2 separate regions of the Mus musculus genome follow, and region 2 is linked to region 1. Evidence: chromatin loops called from intact Hi-C (ENCODE). Cell type or tissue: left cerebral cortex. All regions are shown on one strand. Links, peaks and the distances in the headings refer to the core of each region. The heading gives the core; the rest is flanking DNA. Region 1 overlaps Dock1 (dedicator of cytokinesis 1). Region 2 overlaps Dock1 (dedicator of cytokinesis 1).

What was found. Hi-C counts contacts between places; a loop is a spot of excess contacts. Peaks named below come from ENCODE experiments on the same cell type or tissue, not always from the same donor. Only the 100,000 strongest peaks of a DNase experiment are listed, where the experiment ranks them.
Region 2: a loop joins it to region 1, with 4 times the contacts of the local background. A loop is called at or near these places in 2 of 42 quality-filtered maps.

What each region holds. Positions count from the first base shown.
Region 1 is chr7:134,914,239-134,925,569 of GRCm38, forward strand. All of the region lies in intron 27 of Dock1 (dedicator of cytokinesis 1), which reads left to right. Insyn2a (inhibitory synaptic factor 2A) reads right to left here. Exons shown (of 4, transcript NM_001143802.1): 2 at 3,405-4,566. The coding sequence starts at 4,561. Among named protein-coding and RNA genes, the nearest start is that of Insyn2a, 19 kb to the right of the region's middle. In left cerebral cortex, for the core only: no CTCF peak of the experiment used is centred there; a DNase peak (open chromatin) is centred at 4,891.
Region 2 is chr7:134,857,546-134,868,876 of GRCm38, forward strand. The region is part of intron 25 of Dock1 (dedicator of cytokinesis 1); the gene reads left to right. Among named protein-coding and RNA genes, the nearest start is that of Insyn2a, 75 kb to the right of the region's middle. In left cerebral cortex, for the core only: no CTCF peak of the experiment used is centred there; DNase peaks (open chromatin) are centred at 4,669 and 6,860.

The DNA.
Region 1 (11,331 bases), core at 2,995-6,994:
GGGTTTTTAATTCCATATCCAGCTTGCCCTGTTCTCAACCTTTAACAAAAGCATCAGTCATGCAGGTAGCCTGTGTGACCTAGCACTTCCTGAGAAGAGACCAGAATAATACTGAGAACACTGAAATAGGCAGGGTAATTCTTGGCATTCACGCCAGCCGTGTGAGCAAATGCCGCCTGTGCTGCATAAAGCAGAGGGAGTTGCGTGAATTGCCCAAATGTTTTACGGGGGACTAAAAAGCATGATTGTGAGGAAATCTTTGTGCAACCATTTCCTTACAGAAGGCATCCTTTCCAACGCTGTCCATAGGTCCTACCCTTTTATCCTGTCTCCATTGTGAGCTCTTATAGACGGGGGCTTCCTACAAACCTTACTTAAGTCTCTGCCACTCCTACTTTGATGAAGACCCAACTGAAGCTCAGTTGCCTATGAAGAGACCTTTCTCTGCGCAAGCCTTTCAGGCACACCTATGAGCAAATGAGATAAATGGGAGAGTCTCGTAGGAAGACCAACTTGGAAGGGTCTTAAGGCACACATGTCTGGCGAAGCACACATCACTCCATAGAGAAAAAGCCACTAGATAAAGAAAAACCCCATCAAGGATATTACATATTAAGTACAGTCCACGATATGTAGAGGCTGCGGGTCAGGCTCAAAGATCATCACTTTCCCCTTACACTGTCCAGGCATCACAAGAGAAGGTCCATGACTCTCAAAGGCTCATTTATATCCCAGAAAGCACTATGGGACTATGGGTATAAGATATGTCACATAGATGCAGTCATGGCTGCAGTGGGTCTACCTCCATTAGGAGCTCCTTCTTAATACTGGTGACTTCTATCCAGAACCACTCAGTGCTTTACTGGGCAAGACAGGCAAGCAGAAGCCTTGACACCGGGCCACCACTTCATCAGCCTCTTTCACAGTCAATGAGCCATTGGTTTGAGACTATTTCCTAGGGACAACTTTGGATATTTTAGCTTAATGGACTCTTTAATAATTTGTCATTTCACACAAAGTGAGTATGTAATGATACATATATGGATGGCAAGATGGCTCAGTGGGCAAAGGCACCTGCCACCAAGCCCAGGGACTTCTATCTCCACGAGCCATGTGGGGGAAAGAGAGGTGATGGCTGCAGGTTGTACTTTGTGCCCCCAAACACACGCAGAGGGAAATAAATAAAATATAATTTTTTCATGGACTAAAAATGAATGAGCATAGAGGAGAATGCACCTCCTGATGTTCTAACTTGGGATGCAACCGACACGATCCTCCCTAGCCTCCATAAGATATACAAATCAGGGTTTGGCTTGGGTGATCAGAGAAGCGGGCAATGTTTACTCTCAGGATTTGGGAGCTGATGAAATTGCCCCACAAGGCAGTATTTACACCAGGGAAACGGGCAGGTACTACCCTTCTCCGCAGCTGTTATAGGTGTCATAGTGTGGAACTGGCTATGGCTGGCCCTTTAACCTTTGGAGACGCCTTGGAACCTCCATCTCACAGCTTCTGCTTTGTCTCTTAGAGGCTGCTTCCCTCTGTGATATCCCCATATAGACAAGGGAAGTGGAAAATTTGAGTATTAGTTAAATTAATGATCTTGGTCCTGGAGTGGGAATGGCCACCATCAAAGTAAAGTAACCTTAGATTTTGAAACTTCTTGATTCCCTGTTATGTTTGCCAGTCAGTTCCCTAAGGTAGATGCGAATGAGTGTTCTAGAACCTGATATGAGAAGTTGCCACACTGTGGATCTGCATTGAGAACCTGGGCTTGTTCTGTATGGATGAAGAACTAAGCAGAGGTTTTAAAGGTGAGGGAGGGGACCTTGGCCTTGATTCAAGGTGCCAAGTCCTAAGATGGCTAGGACTCTGGGCAAGCTTTGGGATACTGGAGTGGAAGGCTTTCTGTGACAGGAGACCTTTTCTCTGTCTTCTGAGTGACACTATCAAGCTCTTAAATCCTGGTCAGTGTGAGTAGGGAAATGAATGGTCAAGTGTAACTAACGGCAGTCAACTTGAGTTTATGAGATTCATTAGGCACAGGTGGCTATCAGCCACTCTGCTCAGCAAAGAGTCCCCAGGGTGCCCAGGGCAGTGTTGAGTAGCAGCCTTTGTGCTCAGCAGATGAGGTTGCATTTATAACACTGTATTCAGATAAGGGACCCTAAGTGTTCCTCAGGCCCTCTTTCTCCTATGCAAAACCACTGTTTAGTGAGACCAACACTAGACACTCGCAGACATTATCCAGTTCAACATTTTCCACCCGGCATTGGTGACATCCAGTTATTACAAGCTATATCAAAGTTCAGGACAGGTTCCTGCTGTCCTCTGTGTCTTGCTAATGAAACCAGTGCATTGGCTTTTCCTCCTGCCCTGGAAGGCAGAGGCTGTTTCTTCTTCACTACTTGCAAAAAGCAAACACTGACTAATTCACCCACAGCAATCCTCTGAGTCCAGTGAGCTCTGCTACAGTGACAATGTATTACTTGGTTTCTTTTTGCCACACCACTCGTAGCTCACTTCACCCACAGAATAAAGGGGGCCAGCTACGTAGACAAGAAAACACAGCCTCACATCCAAGCTCCAGAGCATAGGGTGGGTTAGATGGTCCAAAGGGCTGTACAAGAGAAGGCTTGGCCAATCAGAAAAAGGTTGGTGAGCCGTGAGCACTGTTTGAAGATGCACAGAACCAGCTCTGCCAGCCTCGCCGACAGTGAGGGCTGGGGGAGATGTGTTTTCTAACTTAGATGATCAGCAGCTGGTCATGTCCAACAAGCCCTTGTTGATTTCTGGACTGTTTAGTAGTCCAAATGGACACCCAGAACAACTCAGGGGTGCGGGTGCCTCCTAATCACCTACAGATCGGGCTTGTCTACAGAGGGGCTCTGCCTCTGTGTGCTCCTGGAAAAGAATGAAAACCAAAGACTGTCTATTCCTTGAGACATGGTCCAGAATGCCCATCCCAGTGACATCATTTATCAGTCGCTAGCATTTCCTTTGCCCGATGCTGTCTGATTTGTTCTAATGCTGTCTTCTATAATGGGACTCCGAAGGGGCAAGTGGCCTCTTATTTAAATATCTTGAGCCAGCGTGCACATTACAATTCAGCAAGACTAGAAAACATCAATCTGAAAAGATCACAAGGAAGACCCATCAGCTCCCTGAATAGACAGGGAGAGATTGAAACCCAAGGCCAGATGGGTAAATGCTAACCAACGAATGAGTATCAGAGGCGAGTGTGCCAGGAAGCCTGGCCTTCAACACACCTGTGACCCTTGTCAGACTGCAGCCCTGACACAAAAACCACCGGCATTAGACTCCTTAGGGCTGGGACATCGGGGCTGCTGATGGGCCTGCAAGTGGTGAGCCCACAGGGGGTAAGATGCAGTGGCCATACATACCCTTCCCGATGGGCTTCTCCTTTCTCCAGCTCCTGAATAACTCCCAGCAGCACTTTGATGGTCTCCTGGCTAGAGCTGATTAAGTTCTCCATCACCTGCAGCTGGGCCTTGAGGTCTACCACCTCTGTGTGAGGCACAATTTGTTGGTGTTCTTCATCCCCTATCCCAGCTGTGGGGCTAGGCTGGTTCTGCAGGGGCTGTTCGCTACATTCTGGGGACAGGTACTGCACCGGGGTTGAGCAGGCCACAGCAGAGCCTGTGGATGCCTGTAGCCCATTGAGGTGGGCGGCTCGCCTCTGCTCCTCATCTGCAGGGCAGAGAGACCACTGGCTGGCAGCAGCAGAGTTTGACAAGCCAGGCTCAGGGGCCCTGGTACTGATGGCAGGCGGATACACAGTGGCGACCTCGGTTTTAAACACCCTTCCGTGGGTGAGTGGAGCCGGCTCCTCTGAGTCCAGGGTGCCCCTGTCAAGCTTAGCTCTCCCCTGCAGCTGGTGGATGGGCTCCTCAGAGGGAGGCCGAGAGTTTTGCAAAACAGCCTCTGGGTAGCCAAGCACATCTGGAGACTTACAGAGCTCTGCACAGTTGACCCCAGAAGGCTGTCCCAGTGCGTTCACGTGCTCATTGGAATGGAAAACCAATGCGGTGGTCTTGTGAATCCTTCCTGCACTGCAAGGCCGAGGCTCCTCCATGGGTCCCGCCTCGCTCTTCTCTTTTGAATCTGCTAGAAACCCATTGTTCTGGCTTTTGAAGGCATCTGCAGCCGGCAGGCCTTTGAGACTGCCTTTCTTGCGGTCCAGCGGGAATGTCTGGTAACACTTGCGAAGATCTGGTGAGGTCTGCACACCGGTGCTCTTGGTGACATTGGGAATGGATCGGCGTGCAGGCACTGTCATATACTTACGATAGGCCACCCTGCAGGACACAGCCTTGGCCTCTCGCTTCTCCCCCAGAGGTCCCGAAGACAGCTGTGTGTCTCTCTGCTCATTCTGGGCCTCACAGATATCCTTAAAACGCACCTGCAGAGCTTTGTTTCGCTTTTTGATCTGCCGGTTAGGGTCGAGGGCATATCTCATCTCCAGGGCCAGGCAGGCGGCGGGCTCCACTTCCCGCTCTGGTGTCGTGAGTATGCATCTGCCAGAGTCCTTGCTGACCATGGTGCCTGCATGCAGAGACAGCAACAGAGGCATCAGTGGGTCAGAAGCACACATGCAAACGAGGCCGAATGGACGTCCAGCCAAATCACAGCTGCTGGCTTCCTAATTATTTTTAAACAGGTGAGGTCGGCCTTTATGTTAAGGAAAATCAGACAGGCGGGGAGTTGCTGGCAGGCACAGCGTGAACTGCTTCTCGATATTAAAGCCTGCTTACTTTTTCCATGTGGGATACACTTGGTTTTCGTTTGATAGTAATGCTTGTTTCCCCATTAGACAAACCTGTGTTACTATATTCATCAAGCAGCCCAACAACTCTGCCGCGTCAGATTTGCAAATTATCTTTTTACATGTGTGTCTCTGCTCCGTAGGCAGATGGTTTACCAAATGCAACTTATTTAGTTTAGGATTTCTACTATTTTTTTTTTAAAGGATGACGTGATTAATCTATTACTGGAATCTAACAGATTTAAAGACTTAATGAATATTCTAGGTCCCTGTATGTCTGAGCAGACAAACAGACATAGAGGGATGCCCTTGTAGGTAGTAACTAGGGTCAGTCAACAAGGACTCTATGGGGAGCCAACCATACTCCTGCACAGGGATATATCTCTGGTGATAAGTCATGGTGGGGAGTGTGGCTTCCAGAAAAGTCAGTCATGAACATTCCGTGGGTTTCCCTGAGTCTACAAAAACAGCAATACCATCTCTCTTCTATGATTTCATGGAGATGGTATTTGGAAATTACTTTGAAAAAATAAATTATTCATTCTAGAATAAAATTTTGTGTTTTGATCACAACCCCGTGGGGGTGGGGGTGGGGGTGGGGGTGGCGGACAACAATGGTATTTGTTCTAGCATTTAAAAGCTGAAAGAAAATAAAATCAGGAGGCTTTTTGTTAATCATGAAGATTCATCTTGGGCTGAGCTATTAAATGCAGCTAAAGAGATGCAGGTGGCCAATGATTCTCTGGGGAATACCAGGAGGGTAAGTGCCTTCCCTTTATTAGATAAGCAGATTCACAGCTGCTTAATGCATACGGAAGAACTTTCTTGGGAGCTGCACTTGAAGCAAGGGGATACAAGGAAACTGGTCCTGGCAGTGCAAACTTCTGACTCCAGCTATGTAGGAAGCTGAGGCAGGAAGATCACAAGTTCAAGGCTCAGTTGGCTACTGAGTGAGTTCAAGAGCAGCCAGGACAGCTTAGGGACCCTTGTTTCAAAATGTGGTAGAATGTTTTCATAATATATATGGGGCCTTCGGTTCAATTCTGGGTCTAACAAAACAAAAGCAAACAGAAGACAGAGCTATGGTGATGCTGTTTGTGAGTAGCTTTTGCCAGACTCCTGACAGTTGAGGATAAAGTTGTCAGCTTGATGGATGTGGGTGTATACGAGAGGTTCAGTTGTTCAAGCCCAAGTGTCCAGGGATGCAAAGACACAGAGATGAGCCAAGGTCAGTAAAAACTGGTTATCCAGCCCAGGGTCAACAGAACTCAAGCTCTGCACTGATGCAGAAGTGCTGTCCCAGTAGCGATGGTGACAGGGGTAGTAGTGTAGGCAAGAGCCTTGACCAGAGACCTGGGGGAGACTCTTGGGATATACCATGGCAGTGGAGATATTTGCAGAGAGGCAAATGCACATGAGGACAGAAGTTGGTGTCACCATTCCTATGGCACAGAAGTATGGTGTGCCACTTGTTCAAGCTTACACAGCAGGTGAGAAAGCCCAGGAAGGCCCTGTCCCACCAAACACTGAGCTCACAGTGTTGCCAACAGATCTACATATCCAACATACAGGTCTAATGCCTCTCCTGTTATTAATCCTTAGCCAGTATTCCAAGCCAATAGGCATCGTGGCTTGCCGAGGGAGAAGAAGAGAGAGAACCCAAGCCCATGACTTAGGGTCATTACATGACCTATTCTGCAGTGGCTTACACCTTGGCTACACTGATCTTTGCCACCTTACAAGAACCCACAGTTGTTTACAGCATGGAAGACTCAGAGGCAAGTCCAATGACCAATTCTTCATAATAATGCTGAAAACTAATGGGTAGTTATATCTGGAGATACCCTAAAGTCATCTCTGCACTCTCTGATTATAGACCAGGGTTACTCTGTGGCTGCTCCAGGGTTCCATCAGGCAGATGACCTGCTAATGGTGGAAGGGAATGCAGAACTCTCAGCAGCCTCAGCCAGCAGCAGTAGTCCTGGCTTCTCCCAAACAGAAGAGAAGCATGTCTTCCTCTGAGTGTGTCAACCAGCCATGTTGCCAAGTGAGTTTCACCACCGTGACAATCCTGCATTAGCCTTTCCAACCATATATTTCCAAGGCAGATGCCACTGGCCCAGAGTTACGTCCTCAGAATCAAGGATTTCAAGTAGGTGCTGGGGATATCTGCAGGCCTCTGGAATCTGAAACTCAGCCTTCGGGACAGTTTTAGAGAGGAGGAATAGGAATAGAATGGACCAGAGACATGATAACATGAATTTCAAAGCTCATATATTGGAGGAGGGGATTATGCCTGGAGGGTGGGGCAGGGAAGCCTCCCAGCACAGATAACCGCTATCTTTCGGAGACGCTTATCCCAATGGGTAAAAGGCACATTCTCAGAAGAAGTTGATGTGGGCAAGAGTATTGGAAACTGGGGACTTAATAAGAAAATTAAATCCCAACCCTCATTGTTTTCTGCGTCTGTTCTTTGGCTTTGTTGCCATCTAGGTGTGTCAGAATGTATTGTGCCATCATTCTGAAGGAGACCTTCAGACTAGGGGAAATTTGAAAGAGAGAGCATTTTTACAAAAAGCAATTTACTAGTAATTTTTCAGCCTTTTCCCTGCCAGTCCTGAAAAATGTGTGTCTGAGTAGGTTTGTCCTGCCTCACTATTCATCATCAGGATTTGCCAGGAACTGAACTGAAATAATTTTCTTACATCACTCCACTGGTTTGCTGAGTGCTAGACCCAACCATCAGACTCATAAAACAAATCAGAGGGATTAATTGCTGGTGGTAAAAGCAAAATAGTAAAAAAAAAACAAAACTCTTCATGCTTTACTGAGTTACTAAGTATGTAAAACACAATTCTCCTATTAGTGAAAACAGTGACAACGAATAAATAAATGGGGCTGGCCCTAGAGCCTTGTGCCTGCTGGGCAGCTTTGAAGATTTTATTTATATTGTCTTTTAAAATTACATGTATATGTACTTGAGTGGAGATACTTAAAAAGGTTATCGGCAATGGGAGCCCCTGGAACAGGAGTGAGAGGACTTTGGGAGTTGCCTGTCATAGAGGCTGATCAAGCTTGGGTCATCTGCAACATGAGTACATACGCTTAACTGCTGAGCCATCTCTCTAGAGTCTAGAGACCATGCATACAATTCTTTGTGCTAACAAATGCCAGCCTGTGCCTGTGCCTTTCCCTCCCATCTTCTCATTTGTCCCTCAGGATACCCTTGCCTGCTGGCAATGCTCCATTGCTAGACTGGGACTATATGAAGGGCACAGCTGGTGGTCTGCACCCTGAGTCCCTTTGAATAACAGTCATGGAAGAAATACCCTGAGCAGAAAAATCTGTCTTTTGGCATAGTAGACTTCAAAAAGTATCAGCTAGGCCAGGCACAGTAGCATGTCCCTGCAACTCCAGAATGCAGGAGCCAGGGGCACGAGGATCACTGCAAGTTTAAGGCCAGCCTAGTCTACATAACAAGTTTTGGGCTATCCATTGATACTTGGTAAGGCCCTTTCTTAATAACAACAGCAACAATAACAATAATAAAGCATCGGGCATCTGAAACATGAATTAGTCACTCTCCTGGTATTCCAATATTCTTTATCAGTTGTGGATCATGGAAGACCTCCAGTAGTCCTGGAACATGCCTGACATTGGTATATAAACTAAGGGTTGCTCTGAAGTTTGAATCGACTGTGACACTTGAATAGTGTTTATAAAATGCCGTCCTGGGGTAAGTTACGCCATAGAGCTAGAGGTTTTGCTCCTTTGGGTGAGTCTCTTATCTGTAGAGCAGTGGAAGTCCATAACGTATATTGGATTTCATGGGGCAATGCTTAGGAAAGTGGCAAGTCATGGTTGGGCTTGCCTAGCTCGGGCAGATCTAGATGCCGGAGAGCTGTATAGAATACAAATGTCTTAATTACTCTCCCAAATTAAGTTTCATAATCAAATATGAGTTGTAAATATATAAACCCTGTAGTTTTAGATTAGCAATGCCCTGTCATCTGTCTCTGTACTGTTTTAAATGAATAGCATAGACTTAAAAAAAAATGTTCAGTTCAATTTGAAGGAGTGAGAAAGGGAAGTTACTAACAGTCTAACAATAGGTAAACAATCAAGTAAATGATGGTGTATGCTCACTCGCTGTGACCATTAAAATAGTAATTATAAGGACGGTTTAATATCTCCACAAAACAGGAGCTAATGTTAAGGGAAAGAAAATGGCCTACCAAGTTTTCCTGGGTAGAAACAAAGCAAAGTGGTCGCTATTGTACCAAAACATTGCCTTTAGGGAGAGTGTCTTTCCCATGTTGATTTGAGGGTGACAGTCAAGAGGGACACAGTTGATTTGAGGGTGACAGTGGAGAGGAGGGGCCCAATGCTGCCACCACACTTTTCCACTTAAGCATCCTATCAGCAGGTTTTTGTAAGTGTAAACCCCCTCTCAGAGAAACCCCCCCGAAAGGATCACGTTGGGGACCAGCAGTCCCCAAAGGCCTTCTTTGATCACGTTGATGGAGAGCTGAATTTTAAAGTTATAATTGTGTGTGTGTGTGTGTGTGTGTGTGTGTGTGTGTGTGTGCGCACGTGCGCTTGTATGTCCAGGTGTATGCTCACCACATAAGTACTTGTATGTACAGACATGCTCACAGGGCTCGGGAGAATTAACAGATCATGCCAGTATTCATTACCACGAAGAAGAAAATTGCCACTGGTTTGAATTTATAATCCAATCGATTTGCCCTGAGCTCTGTGATTAGAGTGTCCAGGAAGTCTGGGGTTTCATCAGCTGATGGGAAAGACTTGCTTCTATTCTGCCACCGCCAAATGTCTCATACTTCCCAGGATTCATATGTGTCCCTGTGGTATGGTATGTGTGCCTTGGTCCTCTGACAGGTGGGACTGTGGGGAAACTACCTGCCTTAGCGTCTTCCATCACTGTGTATAGCCTAAAAGCCAGCAAGCCATCCCACGAGTGTAGAGAGGAACTACAGGACAGCGCTGGCTTCCCAGTGGCTTTCCTGCGGTCGAGGCACCTTGGAGCCAGAGATGCTGGCTGCAGTTCAAGATTAATTGGGTCAACATTTTATTCCATATGCTATGGGAACGCCTGTGCATTAGGCTCCTAGGAGTGGGGGAAAGAGGGAAGAGGATAAGCTGTTCTTGAACATGGATCCTCCCAGTGGGGAAGGGAGGTAGACTAGCTCTCACTCCAGGGACTCCTCTGCAGGGAAAGCTTTAATGTGGAAACCCAGTTTGCAGTCCTGAACCAGTCTTATTCCCCTGAGGCAGAGGTAGCTGTTGAGAGATAGAGATGCTAGACTGTGTCCCAGAACATGGGCTAGTTTAGTGTAACACATGGAGACGCTCTTTTTGCCCAGACAGTCGTTCACTCTTCAGAGGCCGCAGCTTTGACTGAAAAGGGATGACTCTAAGTCCATTCAGATGCCTTTCCAGGGTGGACAGTAAGTGAGGGGGCTGTGTCAGGGACAGCAACCTGGCTTGTGGGAGGAAGGAAATCAGGGAAGACACATACAGCTTCTTTTCTTTTGGTTCTCTCTCCCCTCCTCACTCTGTCTCTCTCTGTGTGTCTCTGTGTGTCTCTGTGTGATGTCTCTGTCCCTCTTTCCTTTCCCCCCTCCCTCCATCCCTCCCCACTTACTAGGCTGGCTTTGAATTTGCTATATGTATTGTTGGGTAACCTTGAATTGCTTCTCTGGTGCTAGGATTTTAGGTATATGTCATTGTGCCTAGTTCATGTGATGCTGGGAATGGTTTCCAGTGTGTTGGGCATACATGCCAGATAAATGCATTCACTACCTCTCTTGCTGAATAGAATATTCAAAGGTAACCTGGGCCATTGTGAACTGATGGCTTTCTTGTTCAACGCTGAGGATAGGGTTTTGTTTTGTTTTTGATAAAGGCAGGCTTTGAGCAGAATAAAGCCTGTCTAAATTGGGACTCTGACCTGTTCTTATCTGTGTCATTGGAATATATAGCTCACTAAGAGAAGCCTTGGAAAAGTCAACACCAACAGTATGAGCCATTGCTGGCATGCTCACACACTGTCCTGTTCACAGTGAGTGGGCAGAAAGGCATGAGTTGTGTGCCTCATCCAGGCATGGACACTTTGCTTTGGTGTGGAGGCTTTGGAGCAGTGGTTTTCAACCTATGGGTCACAACCCCTTTGGGGGGTCAAATGACCTTTCCACAGGGGTCACCTAAGACCATGAGAAAACATGATTCATAACAGAAGCAAAATTAGAGTTATGAAGCAGCAACAAAAATACTTTTATGTTTGGGGCACATCACCACATGAGGAACTGTATTAAAGGGTCACAGCATTAGAGAGATTGAGAACCAGGTTAAAGAACAGTTTAGCTGGGCAGTGGTGGCGCATGCCTTTAATCCCAGCATTTGGGATGCAGAGGCAGGCGGATTTCTGAGTTCGAAACCAGCCTGGTCTACAGAGTGAGTTCCAGGACAGCCAGGGCTACACAGAGAAACCCTGTCTTGGGGAAAAAAACAAAAAACAAACA
Region 2 (11,331 bases), core at 2,929-6,928, 57 kb before region 1:
GGATGTATATTTGCAACAGCCTCTGTCAGAGTCTTGTGATAGTTACCATAAGACTATCACGTATTTGTGGCATGTGTGTGTGTGTGTGTGTAGGTAGGTAGGTATTTATGTTTTTCCTTATATTCATGTGTACGCATGTGTGTGGCGGTCAGAGGTCAACTTCAGGTGCTGTTTCTCATGGTACTGTCTACTTTGTCATCTCAGTCAGGTTCTCTTGCTGGCCTGGAATTTGCTGACTTGTCTAGATTGGCTGGTAGGCAGGCCCTAGGCATCTGCCTTTCCCAACCTTCCCTGTATTAGGATTTAAAAACCATACCACTGTATGGAGGTTTTTACTGTGGAATTTTGGAATATTTTCCTCGGGTCCGCAGCTTGTCTAGCAAGCTCTTTTGCTGACTAGGCTGACTCCCCAGCCCCAGCCATCAAGCAACCATGTCTAAGTACCCTTCCCTCACACCCTTCAGGCCTCATCTGCTAGTTCTGGGTTTTCATTGGGGTGAATCCCTCTATCCCGCTTCCCAAAGCTCCTGGTTTCCATGTAGGCAATGAGCGTCAACTGTGAGGTACCAGTGAAATGTCCTCATGTCCTCGACCTCCGCTGAGTGCTGTTGTGAGGGACACCTTAGTTACATACGTTAGGAGATATTTTTTTTTTCTGAACTTGTGCCTCCTGTTGAATAAGTACCTAAAACATTCAGCCTTTAGTAACAAATATGTAAAGCAGAAATTCTCCTAGGGATTTGTTTCACGGGAAATGTTCCTCCCCCTTCCTCCCCGTAAAACGTTCTCTCTTTCGTCAGCTACTGGGAATCCTGAAGGATCCTGCTGCTTGTGCCTGGTGCTCCTCTCACCCTGGCTCACGGATGCCTGACTACCTCTTCCCATTTAGCTGCACTGTTTATTTCCGCTTCTGTTTTCCGAGTCTCATTTTCATACACTGTCTTAGGTCTTAATTGAACCAAACAATGTATAGATGATTTGAGTTCAAAATGAGTTAATACTAACCTTTAAAATAATCCATTGTTTTAAATATAGTGGCATACTTTAGTCTGTGTGTGTGTGTGTATGTTTGTGTGTGTGTGTGTGCATCCATCCATCCATCTGTATATATGAGTGCAAAGGCTAGTGTGTGAGTTTGTGTGAGTATACATACATCTGAATGTATAAGTGCAAAGGCATGTGTGTGTGTATGTGTGTATATATACACATGCATCTGTATATATGAGTGGAAAGGCCTGTGTGTGTGTTTGTGTACTTGTGTATGTGAGTACACATGCATCTGTATATAAGGTGCAAAGGCCTGAGAGTGCATATGTGTGTGTGTGTGTGTGTGTGTGTGTGTACTTGTACACATGCATCTGTGTATATGAGTGCTAGGGCTGTGTGTATGTGCGGGCAGGCATCTGTACGTGCACACATGCTTCTGTGTATAAGATGCTAAGGCCTCTGGTGAGTGTGTGTGTGTGTGAGTGTGAATGTGTGTCTGTATGTGTGCACATGCATCTGTATATATGCGTGCTAAGGCCTGTGTATGAGTGTGTGTGTGTGTCTGTAGGTGTGTGTGTCTGTATGTGTGCACATGTATTTGTGAATATGAGTGCTAATGCCTGTGTGTGAGTGTGTGTGAGTGTGCACATGCATCTGTGTATATGAGTGCTAAGGCCTGTGTGTAAGTGTGTTTGTGTGTTGTGTGAGTGTGTACGTGTTCACATGCATTTGTGTACATGAGTGCTAAGGCCTGTATGTGTGTGAATGTGTGTGTTTGTGTGTCTGAACGTGTGCACATGCAACTGTGTATAGGAGTGCTAAGATGTGTGTGTGTGTGTGAGTGTGTGTGTGTGTGTGTGTGTGTGTGTGTGTGAGTGTGTCTGTGTGTGTGTCTGAACGTGTGCTCATGCAACTGTGTATATGAGTGCTAAGGCCTGTGTCTGTGTGAGTGTGTGTGTGAGTGTGTCTGAACGTGTGCTCATGCATCTGTGTATATGAGTGCTAGGGCCTGCGTGTGAGTGTGTATGTGCATGTGCACATGCATCTGTGTATAGGAGTGCTAAGGTCTGCGTGTGTTTGTGTGTGTGTGTTTGCGCGTACACATGCATCTGTGTATATGAGTGCTAAGGCCTGTCTGTGTGTGAGTGTGTGTGTGTCTGTACGTGTGCACATGCATCTGTGTATATGAGTGCTAAGGCCTGTCTGTGTGTGAGTGTGTGTGTGTGTTTGTGTGTATGTCTGTTCATGTACACATGCATCTGTGTATATGAGTGCTAAGGCCTGTGTGTGAGTGTGTGTGTGTGTGTACATGTTCACATGCATCTGTGTATATGAGTGGTAAGGCCTGTCTGTGTGTGAGTGTGTGTGTATGTGTGAGTTTGTACTTGTGCACAAGCATTTGTGTATATGAGTGCTAAGGCCTGTGTGTGAGTGTGTGTGTCTGTATGTGTACACATGCATCTGTGTATATGAGTGCTAAGGCCTGTGTTTGAGTGTGTGTGAATGTGTGTGTGTCTGTAGGTGTGTGTGTCTGTACGTGTATACATGCATTGTGTATATGAGTACTAAAGCCTGTGTGTGAGTGAGTGTGTGTGTGTGTGTGTGTGTGTGTGTGAGTGTTTGCACATCCATCTGTGTATATGTGTTCTAAGGTCTGTGTGTGAGTGTGTGAGAGTGTGTGCATGTGCACATGCATCCATGTATATGAGTGCTAATGTCAGCATCAGACACCTTTCTCCATCACTCTCTACCTTACCTTTGATACAGTTTCTCACCAAATATGAAATTTTTTTCTTTTATTACATTTTGTCATTGGCCCCTAGGTACCTTCCTGCCTTTGTCTTCCTAGCTCTGGGTTTGCTAGGCACCTGTGGCCATGCCCAGCTTTTCATGTGGGCTCTGGGTCCTCGTGCAGGCAAGGCAAGCACTTTATTGAATGAGCCATCTCTCCCAGCCCTGCCTTGAATTTTGATCTCTATAGTAAGTTGTACCCAGCCTAATAAGTGACATATGTGAAGTGTTTTAACCCACAATGACCTTGTAGCCCAGGACAAAATCAGCCTGGAGCGTCTCACCTTGCAGCCAATCAGCATCTGCTGCCTATGTTAGACTCCGCTTCCTAAAAGTGTTCTGACCACTGAGTGGCTGCCCTCAAACCTTTTCGAATGCTTTGACCAAGATGAAAATTCCCCCATTTATGGGTTTTGGTGGTAAGAATCTTTCTGTGTTGGGAGAGCACAGAACGACACCATTTTTCTCATTTGCAGGCTCTGCCCTCCCAAGCAGCCAACTGCTGTCTTCTCTCCTTGTCTGGAAAAGATGAACAGCTGAAATCTTCTGGCTGGTCTATTCTCACAAAGATGCCATTACTTTTATAAAGTAGTCCGTGCCACATTTGTATAAATATTTAAAGTCAAGCCATTTTCGGATGAGATATGGCAGCTACGGTTTTCATGCTTTCTTCTCCGTCTTGGGTCCTGATCCTTAGAACTTTGTAGAAGTTGGCTTTGCCACCCACTCTATGGAATGTGCTGCACGTATGTGGCATGCTCCCAGTGCAATAGTGATAGAATCCTCGAGGTCACTGTGGGAGCCCCAGGGCAAAGGCTGGGCTTCAGCCTAAATCACCTCCAGTTCTGAACCAAGCTGAGAACAAGAAAATGACTCACTTTGGGCACTAATTAGGGTTGTTCTCTGGGAAAACAGCTTCAAGCAGTCTTGAAGATGTGTTCCAGGTTTCTCGGAATGGTTGCCGTACTTACAGATTTACACTCGCAAGGGATTGTGATAATTAATACCTGTTGCCAGCCAGGAATTGTACTCAGTGCCAGCTTAAGCTAAGCTATCATGTGGAAGATGTATGAGCACTCTCTTGTCTGGGGTGTTTCGCAGCAAGAAACATATTTGTACAGATAACTAGAGGGGCTGTGTTTCCAGCCATTAAAGTCTGGCCTGGTCCTGTGGTCAGCATGCCTGTGGGTGTTAACTTGACAGTACATAGCTACAGCAGCCTTGCTTTACCAGAGTGAGCTGTGGACTCTCACACACAAGTTCCTGGGGGCTCAGGTTAGTGAAACCCAGGCTGTTTCCCGCTTTCTCTCACCACGTCTCCCATTCATAGACAGGGAAAGGGAAGATATACCCAGTGGTGGTGGTGGGGTGTTGGGGTTACAACGAGTGATAGATAGGTTGTCACAGGAGGTTGTGCTATATGAACTGGCGTTGGAGGCCAGCCTTCTTCTCTGTTGTATTCTGTTCTGGCTTATGGATTTCATGGTGTCAAGCCCCATATGGGAGGATGGACCTGCCTCTGGGTTCAGTATACTTTCATGTGGGAAAAAAAGGGAGGAAATTACCAGAACATTAAAGCGTAGAATGAAGGCTGGAATATATACTTATATCCCCACTACCCAGCATCAATAATAGTGAGCTCACAGTCAGACTCTGAAGCTAATTTCAGACTATACAGTGTGTGCCTAGATAGCAATTACCCAGTGAATGACATTGTTCCAGACTGAAGATGTAGTCTAGGTCTAGTTCTTATGTTGGCCTGCCCCACCCATCCCCCATCATCTGCCTTGGATGTCCTGTTTTTGCTCCTATGCCGAGGTGAAGGGCCTTGGGCTGATTAACATGCTGTGCATGAGAGCCAATGAATGGGCGGTAATGGCTTCCGAGCCTGGTCTCTGATGTGACTTGCCTACTTGAAAGCTGGCTAAACAGATTATGTGCTGCGCAGAGTGATGACTCTTGAATATCATCTGTGGTGTGGCGCGAGCAGATTTTCAAAGCAAGATACAAAGAGAGGGAAAGGTTGACATCTCATAATTTGTGCATTTGTGGCTTTGTTCCCATGTGATTATGTTGTTGCCCACATATCTGACAAAAGCTGGGAAAAATTAAAGCTTAAATCCTATTACAGAAATGAAAAGTTCTAGTGTAATTAAATCAAACGTCGGAACTGAGTGTGGGATTTATGCCCACCCAACTGTTTTTATGTTGATGGTATGGGAATTGGAATGGAGTGAGTCCACCTGGCTAGCATCACTGTGTAACCTAGTCAAGAGGACTCCCTGTGCTTGCAGGGGGGCTTCACAAAATGGAGGTTCTTTTTGGAACTTTCTCCTTGTACTCATACTTGCTCTTCTGGATCCTCGACTGTGGGGAAGCGTTCTGATTAACACGGAATAGTTTCCTTGTTTTCCCAGACATAGCTTTTCCATTTCCCCACCCTGGTAGGGACCTAGGTGATTGACAGGTTTCATTTTACAGCTTGATCCATGTTTTTTCTTGTATCTGTGCTTGTTTGGTTTTAGAGGGGAGTGTGAGATCGGATGAGTCACGTCTGACCATGTTTGTCTTAGAGTGTAGTAGCAGGTTTTGGTATTGGTAGTGTTTTAATACCCTGGTGGTTGTAAACCTGTTATTTCCTGGCAGGGCTTTGGTTTGTTTGTGGCTATTGCTTTCCTGGTGGCTGGATTCTTGCTGTGAGCAGGACAGGGAAGGGAGCCTGATGGTCTTATACTCCTTCCTTCCCTTTAGCAGATAGACCCTATCCTAGCTGGGTACCCTGGTTCCAGGTAATGCTGGGTAGAATAGCAAGCAAGTCTACGTTGAGTTCCTGTCGCTGAGCCCTCAGTGATGGTCTGTGGCCTGCAAGTGTAATCTAAATAAATCCTGTGCTTTCCAGGTTCCATGTTGACAGAGTCTTTTATCACAGCTACGGAAATCAAACTAAGGGCAGACTCCTTGTCCAACAGTGCTCACCTGCCCTGTGGAAACTCATGTATCCTAAGTTCTGAATAATAGGAAGCCTCTTTAAAATGCAGGGCAAGGGAGTTTAAATGATGTGTTTCACTCTTCTTTTCAAGGTGAATAATTCTCTCAGTGATCAAACAGAGTAAAACTCTTTGCTAATGGTGGAAGCATTCGTTATAGCAGTCTTTCGAAGGCCCTGGGCCATGCCCACATACTTAACAGGACTTTGAGATTAGGAAATAGTGAAGTCAGAGTGCCCTTCACAGTAGCCAGACCCTACATAGAAAGCATCTATCTCTAAAAACTGCCCTGTTCATCTATTTCTGCTGCGTTAGGTCATACACACGAGAAACTGTGTATTCAGAACGTAATAAAACATATTGTTTTAATGCTTTCATCTACCAACAGATCAAAACAGTACTTATTGAGTTTTTCTACTGTGAAAAGCCAAATCTTAAACCCTGAACTATTCTCCAGTAGTTTTGTTAACTTGATAGATGTTGTACACAGAGGAAAAATAGGGGTTGGGGCTAATTTTGCCACAGTCAGTTAATGTCCCACTCATAAGGCATTCTGGAACACTTTAATTAGATAGCTGTGCTGATGACTTCTAATGAATGTTGCCAGCTGCGAACCCTGAAAACTAACTCTTTTAAATAATGCTGGAATATAAACATCCCATTCTCTTTCAAGCTTCCTCCCAACCCCCATGCCTCAAGGAAACTTTCAATCTTTATCTGTTACCCAATACCTTTTCCATCCCTCGCTCTGTAGGTCTCTCTCTGTGTCTTTCATTATATGTGTTTGTCCAGAGGCCACTTGTTACAGCAGTACACACTTTTAGAAATAGCTTATTGAATACAGGAGTTCCTTAATTATACCCATTTGAAGTCCACCATAGTTTATAGATCACCTAACACATATTCAGGAGTTTTAGTTAGCAAGTTTGATTCCTCTGAGAGACTGCAGAGTCATAAACATACAAATGTAGAGTTGGCAAAGACTAATTAACTCAATGTACAGATGAAGGTGTCAGAGTTAAATAAGAAGCCCTGTATGTAAGCAGAGGCCCAGGCAGGGAGCTGTCCAGCACTGTGGTGCTGATTAAGGCTCTGGCTTGTTTCAGATCCATCATCTGCACACTCCTAAAACTGTTTCACGCCCACTGCATGAGTAATTCTCTCTGAAAGCTGAATTTTCTTCAACGCTATATGAAGGAAGGAAAAAAATTACAAATAAATGGATAAATGACCACATCTGTAAATTAAGCATAAATAAATCATATGGTAGTGTTCTTATATGTCTATGGGGTTTTAATAGTATTTCTCTTCTCTTTCTGTGGGGGTGGCAGTAGTGGGGGTTGTAGTTTCTGAACAGATTGCTAGAGCCATCAACTCTTTATGGTGTTATTAATCTACATATTAGCCTCTGTTGACCCTACTTTGAGCCCACTGCTGCCAGGCTCCTGTTTCTGTTCTTGTATTTAGATGTAGGAAGAGCAGTCTAAGAACTGGCTGTCCTCATTTGTTTTGTACCTAATCATGCTATCACTAGGTACATGGAACGCTTGATTCTGTCTAGGCCTGAACATTTAGCTCTTACTGTTATCAGATGTTGTCCTGGACCAGTGGAAAGTCTGCACCTGCCAGGATTTTGTGTCATGACTCTACCCTGCAACAGCCATTACATAAATCTATTGCTAAGGGCACAGACCTTCCTCCAGAGTGAACTGCCTTCATCTGCAATTTCTTAACACTCATCTCTATTTGCTAGCGCCACCAAGAGTGGCATGTGACTCTGACTAAGTGCTGTGTCTGGCCATCTACTAGATCAGCCAGCAGCATGCACCACCCTACCCATCACCTCCAGACCATGGATCCTGTGTCTATTTTCTTCTCTTATATGTTGAGAATCTTTCCTCAGGGAAGCAGAATTGTAGACTTCCTTGTCAAATCAACAGGCTTCCTCTTTGACCTGCTTCTCTTTACTTAGACAGTAGACTGCTCACATGACCATATTTTCCACACAATCTTTCCTTCTGTTCTATTTCAGTCTAGGCTTTGTGCGTGTGTGTGTGTGTGTGTGTGTGTGTGTTTGTGCGCGCGCGCGCGTGTATTTACATGGACTCATTTTGTAGCCTTTCCATTGGTTTTTCTTTCCCATCACCTAAGGAGACGTCATACCTACAGCAATTCCAGTAGAACGTCTACTATTCTGTTGTACTTCTCCAGTCTCAAAGGTTAAGAGGGTCTACTGCCTAATGCTCATCACAAACATTTCTTCTACTATGCAAGGTCTCATGCCCAAACACAGGAGTAATATATTTGGCCAGGTTTTAAAATGTATTATTTTACATTTATTTATCCTTCTCTGTGTGCCCACACATGCATGCCACAGTGTGTATGTGGACTACTTGTAAGCATGGGTTCCTCTTTCAACCTTGTGAGCCTTGCAGATGGGATTCTGGTCATCAGACTGGGTAGCAATTGTCACTACCCACTGAGTTTTGCTCCCCATTGTTTAACAGTCTTCATGCCTCTCTGCTCGTCTTTCCAATTTCCAAAGCCTCTTACTTGCTCTGTCATCCTCTCAATTAAAATTCCATGACATTAGGTACCTCAAGGCTGAATCACAGATTGACACATCTCTGATCCTTTTAGCACACAAGCAAGTGGCACTGTTCTGACCAGAATACTTTACGAGGTGCTGCCCAGCTGTCAGGAATGGAAATGTTGGACTAGATATCTGTATATGCTCAGTTCTGCAGATCTGCAAACAACATTCCAAAACGGTGGCTTGCTGGTAGTTTCTTCTTCTGACACTGCAAGCTTCGTAACTTCTTACTTACAAATGACTTTGGAGGAAGTGGCTCTGTACTTGACATTTATCCATACCCACATGGGTGTGCACAGGCACGGGCCTTTTATCACCAAGTTCTTTGACTTGGGAGTGTGGTGGCTAATGCCTGCTCAGCATTTGCTTAGCAGTACAGTTGCTGGCTGTATTTGTCACCATGTTCCAGGTTCCTGCATCTGGACAGTCTGGAGATCAGTAGATGGCTTCTGCGACCCCTTCTAGGACAGATAGAGTCTTTGAGCCGCTGCTGCTTAAAGACTCGTGTAGATGGAGGAAATCACTTGAACATATTGAAACACGGGCACAGGGTTCCTAAATGGTAGGGAAACAAGATGATTGTCTATAAAAGATGAATAGCAAGCATTCCCCATTAATATGGCTCTTACTGTTTAATTCTCATTAAAAGTGTTATTCTGGCTTTCGGTTCTATGCAGCACACACAAGGTTATTAAATGCACTTTATGGATCATTTGTTTAATGTGACCGAACTAAAAATTAAGAAGCACATTACTCAGTGTTCATAAAAATGAATGCTTTAAATGGACAAATTCATTCTCATTTTTGTGTCTTATTTTAATGTAGAGCTGTAATGGGGTTATAGACGGATATTCTGCTTGGACATTTATAAGCCGATGATGCCTGTTGAATACCTTTTATAAAGATTAATATTTTTTACTCTGTGCCCATTACCAGAGCATTAATCATCCTGGCTTTGGCCCTCACAGCTGCAGATGAGCAGATGTTGAATGATTGGAGTCTGTGACCATCACAGAACGTGGCGAAGGGAGTGCATGGAAGGTGGTTGGTGTCACCCTCATGGCAATTTGTATAGAATGTGGGTCCATAGCAATGCCTTCCCCTGGCCTGGGTTCTGGGATGAGTTGCCATCCTTGATATCTGAATATGGCAGAATAAAATATAGCAGCTATGCTCTTTGCTGTTATGCCTCCAGTGGGTACTGACAGGTATGAAGAAGGCCTGGGCCCTCCTGTGATAGGGTGAGTGGTCTGAAAGCTGTGGCCTTGAGCTAGCTTCATTCATTAAAGTGAAGAATTGGAGGGGCTTCTCCTCATCTGCTTTCTTACGGCCTTAGCCTGTGCTTCCCACAGACATAGACGATGAGCCCTGGATATCATTTTAAATTCCCTAGTCCTCAGCAAATGTAGTTTGAAGCAATGTAAGTCAGTCATATATTTTATCCAGAATGTCATTGCAGTCTGAATTCTATCTAAAACTCACTAATGCCTTGCTTTATATTCTTTTATCCATGCCGAGTCTGAGAAGTTCATTGTGTTGTGACTGATAGCACAATTTAAATGCTAAATTCGTACTCTATCTGAGACCCTGGATCTTTAGTCTTCAATGTATAATACGATTTATTTTTCTTAACAGTTGTTTGCAGTAACTAGATTAAACACCACTTTTAAACATCTGAACTTGCAATTCATTTATTAAAATTAAATCCAGCTCTATGGTTGTAAACATACACATTTCGAAGGCAGTTTGACAAGATGACCATTTAGCAAAATAGTAATAGAATCTGCCCTAGGGCTTGTTACCTACACAGCCAAGGACTTTTGGCCAGAATACAGTGCTAGGCATGAAATTCCTTCCTGCTGAATAATCCTGAAATCTAATCAGAATGCAGTTAATTACTGCATAGCAGCGCTGCTGCTACTATACTAGTGGATCCACCTTACATAGAAGGTTGGTATTGTCGTATTAATAGTCAATCACAGTTCTCCTATTAATGGGGGAGATGCTCTCCAGGCCCCACCCCTTACTGAGGGTCTGTTAAAAATTGTTAGCTTCTGGAGAGAGACATTTTTTAAGGGGATGGTCACTGGCAGGTTTTCTTTGGTCCAATAATGTTGCACACCTATGCGCAAATGGAAAGTGCTAATTGACTTAGTGTCTTAGTCATTTGTTCTATTGCTATGAAGAATCACTATGACCAAGGCAAGTCTTATAAAGTAAAGCATTTAATTGGAGGCTTGCTGACAGTTTCATAGGGTTAGTCCATGATTATCAGGGCAGGAAGCATGCGGGCAAGTCTGGAGGGGCTGAGAGCTTACGTCCTGATCTGCAGGAAGATGGGGGAGAGAGGCAAGGAGGGAGGGAGGGAGGGAGGGAGGCAGGGAGAGAGAGATGCTGTCTTTATATAGGCTTTTAAAACCTCATTGCCCACTCCCCAGGGACACACCTCCTTCAAAAAGGCCAAACTTCTTAATCTTCCCAAACGTTCCATGACCCATGAATCATATATTCAATCATACAAGCCTATGGTGGCCAGTCACATCATAAAAGGACAGATGATATCCTGTAGGAAGGGGAGTTATTGTGGGTGATGGGGGAGAGGGAAGGAATATGCGTATACACAGATAAGAGTCTCAAATAATGAGCAAATTAAATCCAGTTGTTATAAAGTCTACCCCTTGGATGCAACAATTTGGCTTCGTGTCCACTGACCACCATCCTGGACCGTGCAACTGTGAGTTCTTAGTGCCCATTTTCTTGGGGAGGCATTGTATTGACCACTTGTGTTCTTTCTAAGAGCTGGTGTTTACTCCTGCTGACTATCTGCTAAGTTCATATGGATGAACTTATCAAAAGCCTTTTTAAGAATATCATGGCATTGCTGGGCGGTGGTGGCACAGGCCTTTAATCCCAGCACTTGGGAGGCAGAGGCAGGCGGATTTCTGAGTTCCAGGACAGCCTGGTCTACAAAGT